2 separate regions of the Homo sapiens genome follow, and region 2 is linked to region 1. The links are chromatin contacts, found by Hi-C or POLR2A ChIA-PET in ENCODE. All regions are on one chromosome and are shown on one strand. Each heading gives the region's core, a stretch centred on a gene start or an enhancer-like site at or near the end of the contact. The rest is flanking DNA. Distances are from core to core; before and after follow the strand shown. Region 1 overlaps LDLR (low density lipoprotein receptor). Region 2 overlaps KANK2 (KN motif and ankyrin repeat domains 2).

Region 1 (3,713 bases), core at 919-3,418:
AGACAGAGTCTCGCTCTCGCCCATGCTGTACTGCAGTGACGCAGTCTGGGCTCACTGTAACCTCCGCTTCCCAGGTTCAAGTGATTCTTCTGCCGCAGCCTCCCATGTAGAGTAGCTGGGATTACAGGCACCCGCCACCATGCCTGGCTAATTCTTGCATTTTTAGTAGAGATGGGGTTTCACAGTGTTGGCCAGGCTGGTCTCAAACTTCTGACCTCAAGTCATCTGCCTGCCTTGGCCCTGCCAAAGTGCTGGGATTATAGATGTGAGCCACCGCGCCTGGCCTACAGTTTATTCTTTGGTGGCTCACACCTGTAATCTCAGCACTTTGGGAGGCCAAGGTGGGAGAATGGCTTGAGCCCAGGAGTTCAAGTCCAGCCTGGGCAACATAGCAAGACCCTATCTCTACTACAAAATAAATAATAAATAAACTAATTTTTTTTCTTTTAAAACCCAACTATTCAACATGGCAATGCAATATATTAAAAAAATTTTTTTTTTCTTTGAAACGGAGTCTCTCACTGTCACCCGGGCTGGAGTGCAGTGTCGCCATCTTGGCTCACTGCAACCTCCGCCTCCCAGGTCCAAGTGATTCTCCTGCTTCAGCCTCCCGAGTAGCTGGGATTACAGGCACCCACCACCATACCCAGCTAATATTTTTGTATTTTTAGTAGAGATGGGGTTTCACTATGTTGGGCAGGCTGGTCTGGAACTCCTGACCTCGTGATCTGCCCGAGGATCGGCGGCCTCCCAAAGTGCTGGGGATTGCAGGCATGAGCCACCGTGCCCAGCCAAAACTTTTTTATTTTTATTTTTTTGGGACACGGTCTCACTGTGTACCCCAGACTGGAGTGATAGAGTGCTGTCATGGCTCACTGCAGCCTCAACCTCCCTGGGCTCAGGTGATCTTCCTGCTTCAGTCTCCCAGGTAGCTGGGACTACAGGCATGAGCCACCACACCCAGCTAATTTTTGAATTTTTTTGTAGAGACAGGGTTTCACCTTGTGGCCCAGACTTGTCTCTAACTCCAGGGCTCAAGCGATCTGCCCACCTTGGCCTCCCAAAGTGCTGAGATTAATGCAATTTAAAAAATTTTTTGGCCAGGCCTGGTGGCTCATGCCTGTATTCACAACACCTTGGGAGGCAAAGGTGGGCAGATCACTTGAGGTCAGGAGTTCGAGACTAGCCTGGCCAACATGGTGAAACCCCCTGTCTACTAAAAAAATACAAAAATTACCTGGGCACAGTGGTGGGTGCCTGTAATCCCAGCTACTTGGGATGCTGAGGGTGGAGAATTGCTTGAACCTGGGAGGCAGAAGTTGCAGTAAGCCAAGATCATGCCACTGGACTCCAGCCTCAGTGACAGAGCAAAACTCTGTCTCCAAAAAAATTGTTTTTTTTTTTTTTTTTTCAAATCATCACACTACAGCCAAGGCCTGGCCACTTACTTTTGTAAATAAAGTTTTATTGGAGCCAGTGGACCAGTGAGGCCGAATCTTGCAGGTGTAAGATCACAGTCTATCCTTGAAAATTTTGATATTTTGTTCATTGGGTGGTTTTTCATTAATTTAAATTTTAAAAAATAACATATTAAAGGCTGGTGTGGAGGTGCACGCCTGCAGTCCTAGCTACTCCCAGAGGCTGAGGCGGGAGACTTGCTTGAGCCCAAGAGTTGAAGTCCAGCCTGGGCAACATAGCGAGACCCCCATCTCTAAAAATAAAAATAATGCATTAGAATATTATTGGATTCCTGGGCAGGGCACAGTGGCTCACACCTGTAATCCCAGCACTTTGGGAGGCTGAGGTGGGTGGATCACCTGAGGTCAGGAGTTTGAGACCAGCCTGGCCAACATGGTGAAACCCCGTCTCTACTAAAAATACAAAAATTAGCCAGGCGTGGTGGCAGGTGCCTGTAATCCCAGCTACTCGGGAGGCTGAAGCACGAGAATCGCTTGAATCCAGGAGGCGGAGGTTGCAGTGAGCTGAGATTGCGCCATTGCACTCCAGCCTGGAGGACAAGAGTGAAACTCCATTCCCCTCTGCAAAGAAAAGGAATATTATCAGATTCCTAAGCTTTTTGGCTCCCCCTTTAGTTTGGGGGCTGGGGTGGTGAGTGTCTGACCTGGCCTCACTGTCCTCCCTGGATGTGATGAGACCCAGGTGTGGGTCAGGATGTCATTCGTTTGTCCACCAGAGGGCGCCCAAACTGCTTTGAGCTGCTGGGAAATGGTGCTCCTAGACTTTTAGCAAACAAACAAAAAAAAATGGCACATCGGCAAATTTCAGACCATTCTTTTTTTTTTTTTTTTTGGTTCCAGAGTAGCTGAAATCTTTGTTCAGTTACAAGCAGGATAAAATGGAAACTGCCTGGGAGAGGCTGAGAAACCTTCTTGCTTGGGGGAGGTGGGGCACTGCTAGAATTAATCGCTTCACAGACCAGCCCATCCAGGACTCCTCAAATTTGGCAAAAAAGCCATTCATTCATTCATTCATTTATGTAGAGACGAGGGGGATCTGGCTATATTGCCTAGATTGGTCTCAAATTCCTGGCCTCAAGTGATCCTCCTGCCTTGGTCTACTAATGTGCTGCGATTACAGGCATGAGCCACCGTGCCTAGCTCTAGTGGACTTGAAATGTTGCCTTGCCCAGGGCCCTTATGTTGAATGGCCCAGGTCCACTTGTATGGTTCTGTACCAAGGTTAACCCCATCCCATAATGCCTGGGACAGTTGATGCAGGACAATCAGCTTCTGTGCCATTCAACCTCAGGACTGAGCATGCTGGGCATTGTGGGGTCCGAAGGTGGCTCCCCTGTCCCCTTCAAAATACCCTCTTTTTCTTTTCTTCTTTTTTTTTTTTTTTTTTTTTTGAGACGAAGTCTTGCTCTGTTGCCCCAGCTAGAGTGCAGTGGTGCGATCTCAGCTCCCCGCAACCTCTGCTTCCCGGGTTCAGGCGATTCTCCTGCCTCAGCCTCCTGAGTAGCTGGGATTACAGGTGCCCACCGCCACAGCTGGCTAATTTTTGTATTTTTAGTAGAGACAGGGTTTCACCGTGTTGGCCAGGCTGGTCTTGAACTCCTGACCTCAGGCAACCTGCCCACCTCAGCCTCCCAAAGTGCTGGGATTACAGGTTTGAGCCACTGGGCCTGGCCTTTTTTTTTTTTTTTTGAGAGGGAGTCTCACTCTGTTGCCCAGGCTGGAGTGCAATGGCGCGATCTTGACTCACTGCAACTCCATTTCCCGGGTTCAAGTGATTCTCCTCCCTCAGCCTCCCAAGTAGCTGGGATTACAGGTGCATGCCACCACGGCCAGCTAATTTTGTATTTTTAGTAGAGACAGGGTTTCACTATGTTGATCATGCTGGTCTCAAACTCCTGACCTTAGGTGATCTGCCCGCCTTAGCCTCCCAAAGTGTTGGGATTACAGGTGTGAGCCACCGCGCCCAGACCAAAATATGCTCATTTTAATAAAATGCACAAGTAGGTTGACAAGAATTTCACCTGCAACCTTGTCAACCACCTAGAATAAAAGCCTCTGCAGCCCTCCCCTAAAGACTCATCAATGTGAGGCTCAAGAACCTTCTTAGGCTGGGCTCGGTGGCTCATTTCTGTAATCCCTGCACTTTGGAAGGCTGAGGCAGGAGGATCTCTTGAGGCCAGGAGTTCAAGACAAGCCTGGGCAACATAGCCAGACCTCTGTTTCTATCCCCCACAA
Region 2 (3,448 bases), core at 724-3,223, 54 kb after region 1:
CTTGGGAGGCTGCTTGCCTGGTGGGCTCCCTGTGGGTGGGCTCCTGGGTGGGCACTCGGCCTGTGCTCTTCTCAGGCTGTGTAAGGGAGGCTACCTCGGACCCCGGGGGTGACGAAGACGATTCGGCAGGAACTTCTGGGAGGCCTGGAGGGACAGGAAATGAGTGTCTGCTCTTGGTCATAAAAGCCAAACCACCACAGCCCTGCGGGTCATACACCCTGGGCCAGGAGCTGTAACAGGGCTGATTTTTGTGTTACCACATCCAGTCTTCCTGCCCCTTGGAGGGAAATCGGATTATTACAGATGAGGAAACTGAGGCACAGAGCTGCCAAGGTAACCCCTTGAGCAGGTGGCAGAATCCAGTTTGGTGCCTGCCCAGCAGCTAGTCAGGGACAGGGACAACCCTGTGGCCCCATATTCCTGGCTCGAGCCTGAGTGATCGCTAAAAATAAGGTTTGGCCGGGCACGGTGACTCATGCCTGTAATCCCAGCACTTTGGGAGGCTGAGGCGGGCGAATCCCCTGAGATCAGAAGTTCGAGACCAGCCTGGCTAACATGGTGAAATCCCGTCTCCACTAAAAATAGAAAAATTAGCCGGGCGTGGTGGTGCACACCTGTCGTTCCAGCCACTCAGGATGCTGAGGCAGGAGAATTGCTTGAACCCGGGAGGCGGAGGTTGCAGTGAGCAGAGATCACGCCAATGCACTCCAGCCTGGGCAACAGAGCAAGACCCTGCCTCTCAAAAAAAAAAAAAAATCAGAGATAAAAACACGTCTTGGTGGCCAGGCACAGTGGCTCATGCCTGTAATCCCAGTACTTTAGGAGGCTGAGGCGGGCAGATCACGAGGTCAGGAGTTCAAGACCAGCCTGGCCAACATGGTGAAACCCCATCTCTACTAAATATACAAAAATTAGCTGGGCGTGGTGGGGGGATGCCTGTAATCCCAGCTACTCAGGAGGCTGAGGCAGGAGAATTGCTTGAACCCGGGAGGCAGAGGTTGCAGTGAGCAGAGATCACACCACTGCACTCCAGCCTGGGTAACAGAGAGAGACTGTCCTGAAAATAAAAAATAAAAAAAAAAAACACATCCTGACTAAAAAAACGAAACGAAACAAAAGAAAACAAAAGACAACAAAAAACACCCACCCAGGTTGGTCTGAGGACAAAGGTGACTTCCTGGATGCTGAGGTCCTGGACTGCCAGCCAACAGCGTGGAATAAAAGTCCAGTTTCCTTTTTGTGTAGCCACCAATGTCTTGGAATCCACTCAGGTCCCCCTGGGCCACATATGGCTGCTTTGTAAGACAGGGTTTCACTCCCTTCACTGAAGCTTGAGTGCAGAGATGCGATCTTGGCTCACTGTAACCTGTGCCTCCCGGATTCAAGTGATTCTCCTGCCTCAGCCCCCTGAGCGGCAGGCAGTAAAGGCGCATGCCACTGTGCCCAGCTAATTTTCTGTAATGTTTGTAGAGATGGGGTTTCACTATATTGCCCAGGCTGGTCTTGAACTCCTGAGCTCAAGTGATCCGCCTTCCAAAGTGCTGGGATTACCTCCGGAGCAGCACCGCCCAGCCCATGCATGGTTTCTGTGTCAGCATTTCCTCGGGGGTTCCCCTTCCTGTCCCCCGGGGCGCCAACTCTGAAGACCAATTAATTTGAATTCCCTTTAATGGCTAAAAAGGTTGTTGGGGTTTTTTTCTTTGTGACAGGGTCTTGTTATATTGTCCAGGCTGCTCTAGAACTCCAGAGCGCAAGGGATCCTCCCACCTCAGCCTCTCGCATAGCTGGGATTATAGGCATGAGCCACTATGCCCAGCCTTAAATTTTTTTTTTTTGCCATATACAGTGACTTCCTGAGGCCCACAGGCAATATTCAACTTTAGTACAGAACGGTGACCAAATGCTGGACATAGGCAAAGAGTAACATAGACAGGGCCGGCTGCATGAGACACTCGGTCATCGGCATGGCCAACAGCATCCCCAGACCAGGGTGTGGCCAGCTCATACCACAGAAAACATAAAAACCATGCCAGAGCCAAGGCTTGAACTCATGAGTGGGGAACTGAGCGAGAGCAAACGCCAGTTGCTATGTCCCTCTATGATTTTTCTTTTTAAACTTGGCAATAAATTCACGTGAAACAAACAAACATACTGCATGGCCAGGAGACAGATTCACAATCTCAATCTCTGCCCAAAATGCAGGGCGCCTAACTTGAAATCCTGGAGAGGCCGGGCGCAGTAGCTCACGCTTGTAATCCCAGCACCTTGGGAGGCTGAGGTGGGTGGGTCACTTGAAGTCAGGAATTAAGAGACCAGCCTGGCCAACATGGCAAAACCCCGTCTCTACTAAAAATATAACAATTAGCCAGGCATGGTGGTAGACATTTGTGATCCCATCTATTTGGGAGGCTGAGGCAGGACAATCGCTTGAACCCGGAAGGCGGAGGTTGCAGTGAGCCGAGATCATGCCACTGCACTCCAGCCTGGGGGATAGAGCGAGACTCTTGTCTCCAAAAAAAAAAAAAAAAAAAAAAAAAAAATTCTGGGAGAGCCAAAAAATGAGGTGGAGCAATATTATGCTAAGTGAAAGAAGCCAGATGCAAAAGGGACAAAAACATTGCATGATTTGATTCACAGGAGTTCCCTAGAGTTGTCAAGATTTATTATTATTATTATTATTATTATTATTTGATACAGTCTTTCTCCATCGTCCAGGCTGGAGGGCAGTGGCGTGATCTCGGCTCACTGCAACCTCTGCCTCCCAGGTTCAAGTGATTCTCCTGCCTCAGCCTCCTGAATAGTTGGGATTACAGGAGCCAACCACCATGCCCGGCTAATTTTTGTATTTTTACTAGAGACAAGGTTTCACCATGTTGGCCAGGGTGATCTTGAACTCCTGACCTCAAGTGATCCATCTGCCTCCGCCTCCGAAAGTGCTGGGGTTACAGGTGGGAACCACTGCGCCCAGCCCTAGAATTATCAGATTTAAACAGACAGAAAATAGAATGGTGGGTGCCAGGGGCTGGGGGAAGGAGAATGGGAAGTGTGTTTAATGGGGACAGTTTCAGTTTGGAAAGATGAGAAAGTTCTAAAGATGGATGATGGTGACAGTTGCGCAACAGTGTGAATGGGCTGGACATAGTGGCTCACACCTATAATCCCAGGACTTTGGGAGGCTGAAGGGGGAGGATCACTTGAGCCCAGGAGTGTGAGACCAGCTTGGGCAACATAGGGAGATCCTATCCCCAACAAATACAAGAAAAAACAAACAAACAAAAAAATGATGCAAATGTACTTAATGCCACTGAATTACATACTCAAACATGGATAAGATGGTTAATTTTTTTTTTTTTTTTTTTGAGACGGAGTCTTGCTTTGTCATCCAGGTTGGAGTGCAGTGATGCGATCTTGGCTCACTGCAACCTCTGCCTCCTGGGTTCAAGCGATT

The links. Hi-C counts contacts between places; a loop is a spot of excess contacts on that map. ChIA-PET counts read pairs that join two places held with the same protein, here RNA polymerase II (POLR2A). Pooled maps may share reads with other maps.
Region 2: a pooled map shows a loop between it and region 1 (2.0-fold over the local background). The contact joins two enhancer-like sites. A Hi-C loop is called at or near these places in 3 of 168 maps with a recorded cell type or tissue (PC-3, chondrocyte and heart right ventricle), 3 of 37 single-sample maps with no recorded cell type and 7 of 50 pooled maps. POLR2A ChIA-PET finds 5 or more read pairs at or near these places in 14 of 52 experiments (A549, AG04449, AG04450 and 11 more).

The regions. Positions count from the first base shown.
Region 1 is chr19:11,124,088-11,127,800 of GRCh38, forward strand. The region is part of intron 15 of LDLR (low density lipoprotein receptor); the gene reads left to right. Among named protein-coding and RNA genes, the nearest start is that of MIR6886, 12 kb to the left of the region's middle. Within about 2 kb of position 2,169, at least 6 of the 41 ENCODE cell types and tissues checked have a DNase peak (open chromatin) inside an H3K27ac peak, as active enhancers do.
Region 2 is chr19:11,178,577-11,182,024 of GRCh38, forward strand. KANK2 (KN motif and ankyrin repeat domains 2) reads right to left here. Exons shown (of 13, transcript NM_001136191.3): 5 at 1-144. Among named protein-coding and RNA genes, the nearest start is that of KANK2, 17 kb to the right of the region's middle. Within about 2 kb of position 1,974, at least 5 of the 41 ENCODE cell types and tissues checked have a DNase peak (open chromatin) inside an H3K27ac peak, as active enhancers do.